Regions from separate parts of the Homo sapiens genome. Here region 1 is linked to region 2. A link is a loop called in an ENCODE intact Hi-C map of the cell type or tissue named here. Cell type or tissue: mammary epithelial cell. All regions are shown on one strand. Each heading gives the region's core, and the rest is flanking DNA. Links, peaks and the distances in the headings are about the cores only. Region 1 overlaps MYH9 (myosin heavy chain 9). Region 2 overlaps TXN2 (thioredoxin 2).

What was found. A loop is a pair of places that touch in the nucleus more often than their neighbours do. Peaks named below come from ENCODE experiments on the same cell type or tissue, not always from the same donor. Only the 100,000 strongest peaks of a DNase experiment are listed, where the experiment ranks them.
Region 1: it touches region 2 in a loop (5-fold over the local background); 25 of 110 quality-filtered maps call a loop at or near these places.

What each region holds. Positions count from the first base shown.
Region 1 is chr22:36,364,533-36,372,860 of GRCh38, forward strand. All of the region lies in intron 1 of MYH9 (myosin heavy chain 9), which reads right to left. Among named protein-coding and RNA genes, the nearest start is that of MYH9, 19 kb to the right of the region's middle. RefSeq lists enhancers at 553-642, 653-752, 4,739-4,828 and a silencer at 4,132-4,426. In mammary epithelial cell, for the core only: a CTCF peak has its summit at 3,900; DNase peaks (open chromatin) are centred at 639, 4,249, 6,129, 6,849 and 1 weaker place; H3K4me3 peaks cover 194 bases; H3K27ac peaks cover 7,167 bases.
Region 2 is chr22:36,465,812-36,474,139 of GRCh38, forward strand. It overlaps TXN2 (thioredoxin 2), which reads right to left. Exons shown (of 4, transcript NM_012473.4): 4 at 1,235-2,106. The coding sequence ends at 1,993. Among named protein-coding and RNA genes, the nearest start is that of TXN2, 12 kb to the right of the region's middle. RefSeq lists an enhancer at 4,092-4,928. In mammary epithelial cell, for the core only: CTCF peaks have their summits at 4,612 (motif pointing left) and 5,174; DNase peaks (open chromatin) are centred at 2,380, 4,610, 5,050, 5,890 and 1 weaker place; H3K27ac peaks cover 3,652 bases.

The DNA of each region.
Region 1 (8,328 bases), core at 299-8,298, 100 kb before region 2:
GCAAGGGCCACCCACAATGGGCCATAGCTTCTCTGTGGCCATCCAGGGTCCTCACCCTCCGCCCCACCCCCTGCCTCACTGATAACTATATCTGCCGTACACTAATTTTTATTTTGTTTCCAAGAGGCACATCACTGGCCAGGGGTCAGCAACAATCTCCCTGCATTGATCAAGCGGTCATTACAGTGGACTCTGATCATGGGCTTCAAAAGGAGAGGGACCTGCTCATGGTGATTTTTCACTTACAGCCTTCACAGAAGGCATCTGAGGACGAGCCGCAGCCAGGAGGTAGACAGGCTGCCTGTGGAATGCCAGAGCCACCACTTAACTAACAGCAAACTTTGCAGCTTGACTTGGGCCCCAAGCCTCAGTTTCTCCACCTGTAAAATGGAGCTGATCCCAGCTACCCCCATGGACAGCTACAAGGAGCCCCAGTGGGTCTAGCTGACAGCCCCCACCCCCACCCCCACCAGCCCCTACTTCTGCATTGGATCGGAGTATCGTCTAACTCACAGTGCCACTGTGATGACAAAATAAGCTCCCAGAGCTGGGCTCGGGGCAGCCCCGAACACCAGCCCCTCCCCCATGATCTTTGCCTCCTCTCAAGACAGCCTGTGTCACCACTGAGCTCATAATGAGTCAGTCACAGACGCTGCCCTCACACAGCCCACTTCGAGGGTTTGAAGTCACATCCTGCCTAACCCAACTCGACATGATTTATTCCACCCCAGGAAGGTAGCTCATTTCCCAGAATTTTGTTAAGCCCTTTAGTAAAGGAGTCTGATCTGGCAAGGGGCTCCCTTTACAGCCCTGGCTGAACATGCAGCTCAGCTCGGGCCTGGAGGCAGGAACCACCCTAAGTCAGGGCTGCCAGAGGCGCCAGGGCATCTCATCCTTGGGGCCCCAACATTTATCTTAAGCTGTAATTTTTATTTTTTTATTTTATTTTTTTTTGAGACAGAGTCTCACCGTCGCCCAGGCTGGAGTGCAGTGGCACAATCTTGGCTCGCTGCAACCTCCTGGGTTCAAGCAATTCTCCTGCCTCAGCCTCCCAAGTAGCTGGCATTACAGGCATGCACCACCGTACCCAGCTAAATTTTGTATTTTTAGCAGAGACGGAGTTTCACCATGTTGACCAGGCTAGTCTCAAACCCCTGACCTCAAGTGATTTGCCCACCTCAGCCTTCCAAAGTGCTGGGATTACAGGCATGAGCCACCGCACCCGGCCTTTTTTTAAATTTTAATTTAAAAACTTTTTGTCATAAATACAAACATGTCTAACAAAACTGTCACAATGTGACATACACATGCTATTCACTCTGATTCTTTTCCATTCAAGTCTATTTTATTTCATTTCTAAACACACTGGTTGCCCGCCAGGCATGGTGGCTCACGCCTATAATCCAGGCGCTTTGGGAGGCTGAGGCGGACAGATCACCTGAGGTCAGGAGTTCAAGACAGCCTGGCCAACATGGCAAAACCCCGTTTCTACTAAAAATACAAAAATTAGCCAGGCACGGTGGTGGGCACCTGCAATCCCAGCTATTCGGGAGGCTGAGGCAAAAGAATCACTTGAACCTGGGAGGCAGAATTTGCAGTGAGCCAAGATCCTGCCACTGCACTCCAGCCTGGGTGACAGAGCGAGACTCCATCTCAAAAATAAATAAATAAATAAACAAACAAACTGGTTGCCACTCACTTCACGACCCACCGATGAATCTCACTTGAAAGTTCTTGAAAAACACCACCGTGACTTATCTACGCTAGGAAGGAGAGGAACGATCTGCCTAAGATCACATAGCCAGGCCAAGCAGAAACTCAAGTCCAAAGCCAAAGGGAAACTCAGTGAGAGGTGGGGGGTCGGGGGGAGTGTCCCACTCCAGGCAAGTGAGACTCAGCTGTAGCAACCCAATCACCTGACACATTCATCTCGTGGTGTTTACATCATCTGATCCCGCCAGCCTTGGCAAAGTGAAGGGTCACGCGGCCCCTCCCCCTAAAAAAGGAGAGAGCCTCAGAGGCTCAGGGAGGCTAAGTGACTTGCCTAGGTACAGGGTTTCCCGGGAACATCCCTGCCGATGTGCAGGGGCAAGAGCACAAGAACGAAAGAGGAGCCCACCTTCCTCAGCATCCAAGGTAACAAGAGATCAAGTCTGGCATCAGAAACATCACCCCTCCCATCTCCAGGCCCAGCCCCACACTGAAGAGATACCCAGAAGTGACGGTGTTCTAAAGGCTTAAATACAAGAAGGATCATCAGGGAGGGGAAGGCCACTGTGCTGGAGCTACAGTGATGAGCCCCAGGAAAGTGATCACCCCTGGGGTGGCACAACTTAGACTAGAACAAACCCCCATCCTGATCCTAACGGCCCCCAGGCTGCATCCGTTATGCGACACTCACGTGTGCACACTCTACAAATGGAAAACCCAAAGCTTCTATTTGTCTAGGTCAGTGGTCAAGGACCCCTTTGAGAACTTGTGAGAGGTGGTGAACGCCTTGCATACCACGTTAGGGGGCTCGCAGAGACTCTGCAGTGCGGTCCATGGACTTTTAGGAGTCCCCTGGTCACAAGCTCAAAGGTAATGGGGCACTAGTGCGGCCTCCTTTTCTACCAAGGCAACATGAACAAAGACTTGAGGCAGGATCTCTTCCTTCGTCACCCTCCGGAGGGTTAAGCAGGATCTCGCTGAGGAAGCAAAGCTGTGGACAGAATAACCCAATAGCAAGAGTCCACGTGGCACGGGAGGGAGGCCGATTCTCCTGCACTGCTCTGGGGTGCCCTGGACTCCAGGAACAAGAAGCCCAAAACTGAAGGGTGAACGGTCTCTCCTCCCGACATTTCCATCCCTTGCTCCGGTTCTCAAATGAGCAAGCACACAGCCAGCCCTGGACATATAGAAGGCATGGCAGGCAATGCCAAGCTTTCCAGAGAAGCATCCCAGAGCCTCCTGCATTCCCCGGGGGAAATGATCAAATACAAGTGAGGATGAAATCCACTTATTTTGCACTTTACAGAAAAATTAACTTACCGCTCCTAGACTGGGTTGCGGCAGCACCCTTGTCTGAAAGGCTGGCCAACCCCAGTGTCCTTGAGCAGGCAGCCTGGCCGGCAGGATGACCTTACCAAGTCCTTCCCCAGAAACGTGACTACCGCTTACTTTACCACTCACCAAGCAGCACTCCTTTGCCCAGGCCACAGTCTGGTTTGAAAGTGGCCAAAGCTGTGGCTGCACATGAAAGAAGGAAGCAGCAGCGGCCCCTGCTCTAGAGAGCTGCCAGATTTGGGCCAATGCCATCCTGCCCTGGACAGAGCCCCAGGCCCCCTCCTCCCCTCCCCAGTCCAAGATGGGTGCATACAGACTTGCACACACACAGATATGCATGCACACAGACACGTGCAAAGATCTGTGCACACAGAGGTGCAGAGACATGCACACAGAGACCTGTGCAAACAGACATGCACATATACAAACACACACACACACATGCCTGCATACAGACACCCCAGAGGATGCTGGGATATGGCCGAAGTCAGGCCAACCTGGAGGTAAGCGCTGGATTCTCCTCACTGGTTCAGGAAATCCGGCAAATTATTTAAATGTCCTGAACCTCCCTTTCTTCATCTGTACAATGGGAATGAAAAGGCCCACCTCCCAGGACCCTGTTGGTAATTAAATAACGGCCACTTGCACTTTATTCTGAGTGCTTTTCACCAGGAATCTCACTTTAGCACACAGCACTCTTGTGAGGTAGATTCTAGTGGTATCCCGTTTTGCAGATGGGGAAACAAGGCCAGAAGGCTTACTTGCTGAAGGACACACAGGCACTAGCTGCCGGTGTCTGTACCCTGCAGGTCTCACTTGGGGCTCCAGGTCTTCCATCCCTAACCACTCTGCTCCACTGCCTCTAGGGGTGCAATGAGACAGCGAATGCACACAGAGCATCTGGCAAGGCGTCACATAGGACCTGGTCAACAGCAGTTGCTCCGTGATCAGGAAGGAGAAGCGCAGAGGTGGACCCGCAAGCTTTCCAGTAGCCCAGGGCCAAAGCACCAGTATCTGTCCTCCTGTCTGCTACCAATCCCCTCCAGCAGACTCACTTTTAACCCAATTTCTCTAAGATAACAGTGCTGGGAGGTGGAGGAGTGTTATCTCCCCACCCTTACCCCTCCCAGCTGTCTATATCGCCCTAAACAGCCAGGAATTTAATAAGCCTGGAGTTGTCTCTGACTCCCAACCACAACCAATTCGGAATGCCCCAGGTCCTGCAGCACAACAAAGGCTGCCCTGCAAAGCCCGGAAGAGCCTGCGAAGCCTGCCCCGTCCGCGATAGAGCATCACATTCTTCAGATTCTTGTGTAAAAGCCAGAAGTAAGGCAAGGGGGTGGGGGTGGGGGGGCTCTAATTTCAACCTAAGGGTCATTAAAGCCTGTGACCTGTATTAAAAGGGAAGAGACCCACCCCTCTGCAGCCCCTCTGTACCACGCTGGTCCTCCAAGGTGTATGATACTGCACAGGTCAGCACACCCAGGCCTCACAACCAGAAAGCGCCCTCAGCCTAGCGTCCCCACTTTGAGGACATCAAGCCTCCAGGACACACAGCTAGTCAATGGCAGGAGGGATTTTGCCAGACTGATCTTCAGCATCGTACTGGTGGCCACTATCTATTTCTTTCTGTCTAACATAGGTTTAAAGTTCTAGCCAGAGAGTCCACAGAACTAACCCCAGGTAGAGTTCAGGGGAAGACGTTGAGGTGCTGATGGAGACTCGTGAATTCCACAGTGCTCGGCAGCAAGTAATTAATCTCATGATGAGGCGTTTTTCATGAGCATTTGGCATTATATACCCACCTCCCCCTCGCCCTGGCAAAGGCAGGAAACAGTGGGCGGCAGGCCGGCTCTGGGCAGAAGGCGGGCTGAGAACAGCATGCTGGTGGGCTAGGAAGGTACGAGGGGGCGGTATCCATTCTTCAGAGGGAGGACAGCAAAAACCCAGGTTCCCCACAAGGACCAGGCTAACCAGACCTCACACCAGCCTGCCAGCCTTCACCTGCTGTCTACCCGACAGGTCTCTTAGGATGGAACAGGGAGGGCTGTAATTTACAGCTGGTGCCATAAAGCCAACTAGGTAACGCGACCCAGCAACCACCACTGTGAGGCTATGTGTGGAAGTCTACAAAAACCCAATTTCACAACTATTGTCCACATAGTGGTTGAAGTGGGATGAGAAGGCAGGAGAGGCGATGGAAGTAGATATGGAAAATAACTGGCCTGAAAATGAGGAGCTGGGAGAGGATTTTAGATCATTCACTTGCTACCTGGGGCTAGTCACGTAGGTTTTCTTGGACTCTCAACATTCCCAGCTACAAAATAGGAACACTAATACTGCCACCTTCATGGGATTGAGAGACTTTTGTTGCAATAACTTGAAAGTGACTTTAACCTTTGTAACGTGATATAAAAAATAGACTGAAATTTTTAAACAGATAAAAATATATCACCTGGCACTGTGCCAGATAAATTGTGGACAGATAAAACATATAAACAATAAAGCTATACTTTATTAGCATCAAAACCCTCTGTGGCATTTATTTTCCTCATTCCACAGATAAGGAAAACTGAGGCACAAAGAAAGATTGTATGACTCACTCAAGGTCAAAGGGCCTGCAGGTGGGAGAACCAAGATTAGGGCAGATGGTCTGAGTCCAGAGTGCCTGCCTATTTACCTAAGCACCAGACACACGCCCATCATGCTGGTGAGGCTCAGAAGCCAAAGAAATAAAGCCATCTACCCAGGACATCAGGGTCTGTGCCACCCACATTCTAGTATGAATATCCTCACCTGTTTCTCAAGCATGTATCAAGTGCTCACCATGGGCAAGGCACCATGCAAGGGTCCTGGCGACAAGGCCTCTAAAAGGGGAAGCAAGACCAGCACATAAGCCAGCACAGAGAATTGCTAAGACATGAAGCAGTCCGCTGGGAACAGTGGCATAAGCGAAGCATTTGGCAACGCACGCTCGAACCGCAGCCATCCAACACTCGGGCCAGTACCTGGGAGTTTAGGTTATAGTCCTGCACCAGCTTTCTACAACAGTTCCTCCTTACCGGTGTCAAAAGTGCTTATGACTTAACAGAGGGGAGGAGCCACCTCCAAGAACAATTGGCTCACAGGCACTGGGCAGAAGGCAGGGCAGCCTGGGAGCTGGGAGCAGCCAGGGCAGCCCCCACCCAGTTCTCAAGTGTTTTGATCAGAAGTAGAAGCCCGGAGCAGAGAGCAAAGTGGGACAAAAGGAAAAAGCGCTGGTGAACCAGGGGTGGGCAGTGGGGGGTGGGAAGAAGGGCAGGAGGGGCATTGATACTTATCGGGAGTCCATCATGAACTAGACACTGCTGAGAGCATTTCATACTTTAGCTACCCAGAGAACACTAACAGATAGTTCTATGAACCAGAATTTACAGATACAGAAACTGGAGCTCAAAGCAATTAAACAACCGGTAGAGCACCGTCCTGGAGGGCTCCTCCCCCAGATCTGAAGGCATCCACAGAATGTCCCTGGATCAGAGAACCCTCTGCTGACACAAACACACTCCCCTACTCCCTTCTTCCCTGTTACAGATTGAATTGTGTCCCTCCCAAAAATATCCATTATGTTGGAGCCCTAACTCCCAGTACCGCAGAATGTGACTGGTATTTGAGGACAGGGCCTTGGAAGAGGTAATTAAGTTAAAATGAGGTCCTTCGGGTAGGCCCTAATCCCATGGCTGGTGTCCTTATAAGACGAGGAAGAGACACCAGGCGTGTGCGTGCACAGAGCGAAGACCATGTGAGGACACAGTTGGCAGACGGCCATCTATGAGCCAAGGAGAGAGGGCTCAAAGGAAACCAAGCCTGTCCACACCTTGATCTTGCATTTCCAGCCTCCAGAACTGAGGGGATAAATGTCTGCTGCTTAACCACACAATCTTGTACTTCATCATAGCAGCCTGAGCAATTTTTTTTTATTCGTATTTTTATTTTGAGAAAGGGTTTCACTCTTGTTGCCCAGGCTGGAGTGCAATGGCGCCATCTCGGCTCACTGCAACCTCTGCCTCCCAGGTTCATGCGATTCTTCCTGCCTCAGCCTCCCAAGTAGCTGGGATTACAGGTGCCCACCACCATGCCTGGCTAATTTTTGTATTTTTAGTAGAGACGGTTTCACCATGTTGGCCTGGCTGGTCTCGAACTCCTGACCTCAGGTGATCCGCCCGCCTCGGCCTCCCAAAGTGCTGGGATTACAGGCGTAAGCCACCACACCCAGCTGCCTGAGCAATTTAGTACCTCTCAACATACCCCCTCATCTGCTTGGGCTCTCTACAGCTCTTACTGTCTTGACTTTCCTAGTAAGTATGTTTGATTATTGTTTGTTTCCGCCACTAGAGAGTAAACTGCAGGGACTTCAGTTGCCTTAATCAATGATGTGTCCCCAGAACCTAGAACAGTCTCTAGCAACTGATATGTATTTAATGAACAAATAAATTGAATGAAAATGAAATGTAAACCCAGCAGCTGCTTCTGAAGTCACCCACTCCCTGCCCCACACCCCACTTCCTGTTGCTTTCTCTATTCCTTGTATCCACCTCTCCTTCCTCCAATATAACAGCTACTAAATAATTTTAAATAGTATAAATTCAGACCACGTGCAGTGGCTCACATCTGTAATCCCAGCACTTTTGAAGGTCAAGGCAGGAGGATCACTTGAACCCAGGTGTTCAAGACCAGCCTGGGTAACATAGCAAGATCCCATCTCTACCAAAACATTTTAAAATCAGCCAGGTGTGGTGGTGTGCACCTGTAGTCACAGCTACTTGGGAGGCTGAGGTGGGAGGATCACTTGAGCCCAGGAGGTTGAGGCTGCAATAAGCTATGATTGTGCCACTGCACTCCAGCCTGGGCAAAAGAAAGAGTGAGACCCTGTCTCTCAAAAAAAAAAAAAAAATGACAGGTAATAAAAAAAAAAAGTTAGGTTAAGGTTTAGATTGTGTTTTTGCTGAGTTTGTATTTAATCATGGGAGGTATTAAGGACTGTGACAGAGCTGTCCCAGTGAAACCTCAAACCCGAGAGGCCTGGTGCTGATCCAGGTCCCAAGAGCAGGCTGGAGGGGAGGACGCAAGGAGCTCGGCAAATCTGCAACACACAAGGGCAGCGGTGGCCACTGTGACCACCTGGGCCCCCAGCCCTGTTCGTGCCCTCGGTGGGGTGGGGAGCAACAAGACTTTGGAAACTTTCCCATAAGCAAACGACTTCTCTCCTGCTGTCTAGGAAGACAGCAGAATTCAGGTCAGCGG
Region 2 (8,328 bases), core at 147-8,146:
TGCTCTGCTCCCACTGTGTCAAATGAGCTGACACCACTTGCCTTGTTGCCTGTTGTGAGATGAAGATCACACACACGCCACCTTCTATCAGATGACAGGAGGCAGCGAGGGTGGTTCCTGGGGGTGGGTGTGGAAGGCTGCCTGGCCTTGAATCCCAGCTCAGCCACTCAGGGGCTTTGTGACCTGGGGAAGGCTCCTCAACCTCTCGGGGCAGGTCTCAGGTGGAATCTGAAGGGCAACGCCTTCCCGCGGGGCTGTGCTGAGCTGAGACCCTCAAAACAGTGCCAGGTACCTGGGAGGTGCCTCCTGAGTCTGGGCAGGTCCTGCTCATCTTAACCAGGGCTTTTGGCCTTTGCAGGATGTTCACTCCACCAGCTTCCGTCTCCACTGACGCCAGTTGCTGGTTTTGTCCCCTCCATGTGCTTGTGACAGACCCCAGGGTCTGGGGTCCTTCAGAGGCCACGGGCCCCTCTCCTCCCTCGGTCTCGGCAGCCTTCCCAAGGCAGTCCTTGGGTGGGCCCCTGGAGAATGCAGACAGTTCTAATAGAACAGGGTGAGCCTCTGAGAACAGAGCAATACCAGCCCCATGGCATCCCTGGGGCCACGGAGTAGGGTGTCAGGATCCCCCTGCCGCCAAGCACCTGATTCACAGGAAGCTGGGGCCTCATCCAGGCAACCGAGCCCTAATGACAGCTTGGCCCTAGGAGCAAGGCAGACGGAAGGAAGGCTTTCTTGACTGGCAAGCCTGGCTCCCTTGGCACACTCCTCTATGGCCAAGGGGAGCTGGGGGCCAAGAGGGGTTGTCTGGTCCCAAGGCCCAGAAGTTCCTGCAGGCACCCATGGGAAGGATAGCCTGATCCCCACAGGGCCAGGCACCTGCTGGGGCAGCCAGGAGCCCTGTCAGTTGGGGAGGCCTCAGAAGGGTCAAGGGGATCAGCTGTGGGAGCCCAGGTTTCAGAGGCAACCACGTCTGGATAGAAACCCCAGCTCTGCATCCCATGAGCCACAGTGTCTACATCGGGGTAATGGGGACAACAGCCTCTTGCCTTAGGAGGGCACGAGGACTGGCACATGGCATCCTTAGAATAGCAGCCACTGCTGACAAGCATGTTAGTGAACAGGAAGGGCTGGTTGGAGAGAGTGTTGTGGAGTTAGGGGAGGATGTGGGGACAGTGGACAAGCCCCCTGGGAAAGGGTGACAAGTGCTCTGAGCCCACACAGATGTGACATTGCAGATGGTGCAGACCCTTGCTTTATTTGTCTGACTTGTTCACAGTTCAGCCCCCTGCTCAGAAAACCAACGGGCCAGCTAAGGAGAGGAGGAGGCACCTTGAGACTTCCGGAGTCGAGGCTCTCCAGGGTTCCCCAGCCCATCAATCATTTTCTGCACCCCCTGCCTGGGAGGCAGCTCCCTGGGGGGTGGGAATGGGTGACTAGAGGGGATTTCAGTGTGGGACCCAGGGTCTGTTCTTCACAGTAGGAGGTGGAAGGGATGACTAAGTTCTTTATCACAGACCTACAAAAAATGAGATAATTAGATATTACTCTCACTAGTTTGGGCTTCTTTTTTCTTTTTCTTTTTACAAAACAGCAGCTGGAAAGAGAAATGTAGGTGGCAGACGAGCCAGGCACGAGGTTTCAGATTGGAAGGGACCAAGATGAGGACCAAGGTGTGGCTGCCTGACTAGGAACGCTGTGGGCTGGCCCAGGCTCTCGCCACACATCCTGGGAGAACTGCCATAGGCCCTAGAAGGAGGGATGAAAGGCGTATGGGAGGGAAGACAGCGGTCCCCGGATCAGCAGCAGCACCACCATCCTCTGATGGCCCCTGGGCAGTCCGCCAGCTCGGAAGCACTCAGGGCTGGAGCCTGGGCTCTAAGCATGGGCCCCAGGAGCCAGACAGGAGGGAGGCAGCAGGAAGGGCTGGCATGGAAGGGCTGAGTTCTATTGGGGTCCCACGCGGGCAAGGGAACCAGGACTCATCCCTGCTTGTCAGCCAATCAGCTTCTTCAGGAAGGCCTCCAACTGATCCTCATCCTTGATGCCCACAAACTTGTCCACCACGTCCCCATTCTTCATGGCCAGCACAGTGGGCACCGCTGACACCTGGGTGGAGAGGACAAGGGGGTCCAAGTGAATTGGGAGTGAATACTTCTCAACTGCCACTCCTGAGCCTTTGTGGGGAAGGCTGGTGGCTTATCCAGGGCACTGACTTCCCAAAGCCATGGGCAGGCCTAGAGGAACATGGCTCTTCTCTCGGTGCAGGGGTACTGCAGGGCCCGGGGGCCACCCGCTGAAGAAACGTCTTCCATTGCGGGCTCCCAACAGTACCCTTCCTCCCTTAACCACAAGACTGACTCACTGGCCCAGTGGTTTTGCTGGAATGACAGGAGAGATGAAAATAACCCTTGCAGCTGCAGGCCAGGGCTGGGGGCAGGGAGGAGCTCAGGGGAAGCCTGGCCCAGGAGGAGACAGAAGCTGGGGGACAGTTCGAGTCCTGGCTTTGCACTCACTAGCAAGGGGGCCTTGGCCGGGTCACAGCACCTTTCTGAGCCTCAGTGTCCTTTTCCATAAAATGGGGGTAATGTCTACCTTTAGGGTTTGGGATGAACATTAAAGATTCAAGTATAGGCTGGGCACAGTGGCTTATATCTATAATCCCAGCCTTCTGGGAGACTGAGGCTGGAGGATTGCTTGAGTTCAAGAGTTCCAGACCAGCTTGGGCAATATAGTGAGACCCTTTGTTTACTAAACCCCCCCAAAATATTAGCCAGGCATGGTGGTACATGCCTGTACTCCCATACTCGGGAGGCTGAGGCAGGAGGATCGCTTGAGCCTGGGAGACTGAGGCTTCAGTGAGCTGTGATTGTGCCACTGCACTCCAGCCTGGGTGACAGAGACCCTGCCTCAAAAAAAAAGAGAAAGATTTGAGTATAAAGCAGAGCTCAGGCTGGGCGCGGTGGCTCACACCTGTAATCCCAGCATTTTGGGAGGCTGAGGTGGGCAGATCATTTGAGGTCAGGAGTTCGAGACCAGCCTGGCCAACATGGTGAAACCCTGTCTCTACTGAAAATACAAAAATTAGTCGGGCATGGTGGCAGGCACCTGTAATCCCACCTACTTGGGAGGCTGAGGTGAGAGAATTGCTTGAACCTGGGAGGTGGAGGCTGGAGTCAGTGGAGATTGCACCACTGCACTCCAGCCTGGGTGACAGAGTGAGACTCCATCTCATAAATAAATAAATAAATAAATAAATAAATACATAAATAAAGCAGAGCTCAGGTTCTGGCGGACGCAATCCGGCTCCTACCAGCCAGGTGAGCTGGGGCACGCCCCTCAGTCACTAAGCCTCAGTGTTCTCAGATGCAGGATGGAGATACTAAGGGCACTGCCATTAGAGGGCATGAAAGCTGAATGAAATAACGCAAGTAAAGGCTCAGCACAGCGCCCGGCAAATAAGCTTAGGAACCTGGCATTGTGCCTGGCATACTGTGGGCATTCAAAAAACAGTGGCTACAGAGGGCACAAGGAAAAGTCCAACACAGGCCCCACGAGAGCACATTAGCTTGCTGCTGTGATGAGTGACAGGGTCCAGAAACTCAGGGACTTCTACTGGACAGCATGAGAGGAGAGGCTTGGCCATACACAACCTGACGCTTATTAGCAGGTTGCAGGCAGATGGCAAGGACAACATTCTTGGTCTGTGAAGCATTTACTCAGTTCCCTCAGGGACCTGCATAGGTTATGTGGAACGTGGATGAGGCTGTGGCCCACCAGACTGGCATTGTGAGGTCTCTGCTGCCTGGGATCCCTGCCTGGCATTCGTGGGCATTTGAGAAAACCATTTAAACAGAACAAGATAGGCCGGTCGCTGTGGCTCACGCCTGTAATCCTAGCATTTTGGGAAGCCAAAGCGGGCAGATCACTTGAGGTCAGGAGTTCGAGACCAGCCTGACCAACATGGTGAAACCCCGTCTCTACTAAAAATACAAAAATTAGCCGGGCGTGGTGGGGCATGCCTATAGTCCCAGCTACTCGGGAGGCTGAGGCAGGAGAATCGCTTGAACCCGGGAGGCAGAGGTTGCACTGAGCTGAGATTGTGCCATTGCATTCCAGCCTGGGCGACAGAGCAAGACTCTGTTCCCCCCCTCAAAATAAATAAATAAAAATAAACAGAACAAGATAAACACAGACTTTTCTTACATACAAATTAAACTACAAAGTAAGAGCAGAGATTCACACAAACATACCAGGTCTTCACATATCCCAGTGCTGCCCTGCCACGGCCCATCTTGGAAGCCAGTAAGATTCAGAATGTTCAAAAACCATGCACATGGTAGTTAGGAAAGGCACGCAGGCCAGACCATCCCGCCCTCACCCACTAACTTTACGTGGCAGGCCCTGCACCCCACTCCTCACGGACACTTTGGGGACAAACACAGCAGGTCACAGGACACAGTCCTTGTCCTTGTTAGTGCCTCAGGCCCCTTCAAAGGCTGTCCCTGGGCTGATGTGGGTGGCAAACCCTGTCTCCAGGCAGAGCAGGGCCCGAAAGAGTTTGCTCCAGGAAGCGCCTGAAGCCACCAGGGCCTTCCCAGGCATTCTTTGGTGCCCTCTAGTGGTCTGCAAAGGCAGCTGGAGTGCCTCAAAGCCGGAGCCTCTTGGCAGAAGCAGAGAGCTCAGCCACCGGCTCCCACCTGCACACTGTCCTATTCCTTTAATTAAAATATATGCTTTATGCCACTGTATAAGAAGTGGCCTAACTTTTTTCACGGCAAGACTCTAAGTTCACTGAAGAGGCTCAGAGAGTGGACTTAGCGTTCCTTAAGAACTCCAGATAGGCACAAGCACAGTGGCTCACACCTGTAATCCCAAGTACTTTGGGAGGCCAAGGCAGGAGGACTGCTTGAGGTCAGGAATTCATGACCAGCCTGGGCAACATAGCAAGACGTCGTCTCCATAAAAATATTAAAAAAAAAAAAAAAGAACTCCAGATGAAGGCCATAATGATCTCACTCATGTAAACCTCCACACATGCTTGAACACGCACAGACCCTGCTGGTGTCAGGTAGACAGCAGATGTGCTGTCAATGGAGGTCTGGTCACTACTGATCAAGGGGATATTTTGAAGTTGAGCTTAAACACACACACGCATACACACATATATACACACACACACATACACACTACCCGCACTAGGGGCTCACAGGAAACCTGAGCTGGAATGGGACTTCCCTCGACCCTGAGGAGGCGGCTGAAGCTCTGCTGCTCCTGTGTCTGGCTCACACATCAGGAGGTGCCGGTGCCTGTAAACACTGCCTTACATGGAAGTGCACAGGGCCTTGGCACATTCTTCTGGAATGTTTTGAGTGTGAAAGAGGCAGTGACTGAGCCAACTGAGGGGCTGAGGAAAAGATACGCTACGACGTGTTGCCTGTCCTGTTCCGTGAAGCCACTTGGAACCTCCTATCCTTGGATAAAGACCCTCTGAACTCGGCAGGAGTGGGGGAGTGTGTACGTGTGCGCAGTCTCTTTCTGCTAACCCGTAGCTCGCCTGCACCGCCACTGAGCTCCGTGTCCTGGTATGTCTTCTCCTGTCCCACCCCGATGGCATCCATCTGTTAACTCAGCTAAGGGCCTACCAAGGGAAAGGCACAGTGCTGGGTGCTGCGGGATGTTGCAACCTCCTCCTCGGCTCATTGCAGAGTTAAAAGGAAAAGATCGCTGTCACATGCTGGGTGCTTTTTCGTGTCAGGAATGATATAAACACCTCTATACACTATCTCACACTCTCCTGGCTGTGGGCAGGATCATTTTAACGATGAGAATACTGAGGCTCAAAGGGTGAGCAACTGTTCCAAAATGATGTGGTGTAGGACAGGCGCGGCAGCTCCTGCCTGTAATCCCAGCACTTTGGGAGGCTGAGGAAGGTGAATCATCTGAGGTCAGGAATTCGAGACAAGGCCGGCCAATGTGGTGAAACCTTGTCTCTACCAAAAATACAAAAATTAGGCCGGGCGTGGTGGCTCACGCCTGTAATTCCAGCACTTTGGGAGGCTGAGGCAGGAGAAGTGCTTGAATGCGGGAGATGGAGGTCGCAGTGAGCCGAGATTGCGCCACTTCACTCCACCTGGGTGAAAAGAGTGAGACCCCCTCTAAAAAAAAAAAAAAAAAAAAGCTGGGATCTGAAACAAGATCTGTTTGACTTTGCAGTCCAGGGGATCAAACTCTGTTGTGCTTCTGCCCAGCAGCAAAGAGAGAGAGACATCTACTGAGTCCCAGCAGGGGGAAGAACGTGGGGACGCATTAAAGGATTTCATGCTTCAAATGCAAAATGCCAAGTGCTTTGTAAAAGCTTTTAGATATGAGAGGGTTCTTGGAAAAACGATTATTGAAAAAATGAACTACATAACATTCTGGCAGAATTAGGTAGACAGTGAAAAGATCAAGAGTCGCCAGGCCTGGAGGGAGGAGGAAGGAGAGATGAACAGGCAGAGGAGAGAGGACATGGAGGCAGTGAAATGACTCTGGATGATGCTAGAATGTGGACACCGGCTATGACACATTTGTCCAAACCCACAGCAGGCACAACACCAAGAGTGATCCCCTATGTAAACTTTTGGCTTTGGGGGATAATGATGTCCGTGTAGGTTCATAAGTTGTGACAAATGGACCACCCTGGTATGGGCTGTTGATAGTGTGGGAGGCTGGGCATGCGGGAGGACAGGGGACTTATGGGAAGTCTCTGTACCTTCCCCTTCCTCTCAATTTTGCCACGAACCTAAAACTGCCCTAAAAACATAAAATCCTCAAAAAGAACAACAACAAAAAATGAGATCAGTGACTGCTGGGGGGTTAAGGGGGTGAGGGGCAGGAAGGAGAGGTGAACTGCTGGAAAACAGGGGAACCGAGGGCGGTGGAACGGTTCTGTATGGCGCTGGAATGGTGGACACATGCCATTATACATTTGTCCATGAACTTTCTCACTGGCAAGCAGTCTGTGCTGAGAGCGGCAGCTGAGACACGGCCTTCCAAAGAGCAGTTCCTCCCCACAGAAAGTCAGTCCGGGGCCTTCAGAACCAGAAAGTCAATCTGGGGCCTTCAGAATGAAAAAGTCAGTATGGGGCCTTCAGAACATTGGCTTCTCTCCATGTCGGCTCAGGACACCCAGCCCTGGCATTACCTGGGAGCTTGTTAGAAATGCAGTCTTGGTGGCCGGGCGCGGTGGCTCATGCCTGTAATGCCAGCACTCTGGGAGGCCGAGGTGGGCGAATCACTTGAGGTGAGGAGTTTGAGACCAATCTGGTCAACATGGTGAAACCCCATCTCTACTAAAAATACAAAAATTAGGCCAGGTGTAGTGGCTCACGCCCGCAATCCTAGCACTTTGGGAGGCCGAGGCGGGCTGATCACCTGATGTCAGGAGTTTGAGACCAGCCTGGCAAACATGGTAAAACCTTGTCTCTATTAAAACTACAAAAATTAGCTGGGCGTGGTCGTGGGCACCTGTAATCCCAGCTACTCGGGAGGCTGAGGCAGGAGAATCGCTTGAACCTGAGAAGCGGAGGTTGCAGTGAACCGAGATCGTGCCATTGCACTCCAGCCTGGGCGACAGAGCGAGACTCCATCTCAAAAAAGAAAAAGGATTTTAGGCCTTAAAGAAAGCCATCATGGGGGGCACTGTAGTTCTCTCAGAGGAAACTTCTTCCTCAGGCTCTCTTCAGAAAGAAAAGAGGAAGGAAGGAAAGAAGGAAGGGAGGGAGAGAGGGAGGGGGTCAGGAAGAACCCTGGCTGGAGCTTCCTAAACCCTGCAATGATGTCAGACCAGGGTTTGGCTAAACAACACGGCTGAGACCAAGTGATGTGGGCCTAGCAGCCTTGAGGCCTTTCTGTGTGACAGCACAGTCCCCAGGCAGTGGACAGGGCGGGAGCGGTGGGTGTGGGGGGAGATTGAGAGGATTCCACAGGAGGCATCTCCTTCTCACTTCCCAGGCTTCACCGCAGGCCTTCAGTGCCCACTCCCACAACAGCCTCCCGGGGACGGTCCTCGGCATTCCCGCCACCCCACGAGACACTGGAGCAGGGCCTGTGGGCTTCTTTGCATCTGCAGTAGTTACCATAGTCCCTGCACATGGCTGGCCCTCAGGGGGTGTCTGCTGAAGAGTTATGAATACATTGGCTGAAGCTGAAGCTGTAGTGTCTGGCAGAGCCAGGAGGCCTGAGACATCTGAAGCCCACGCGTGACCTGTGGGAGGCCCTAGGAGCCCCAGCCCGGGCTCTCACCCGAGGCATAGCCAGGCAGGGGAAAGCCAGGGGCATCCAAATGGG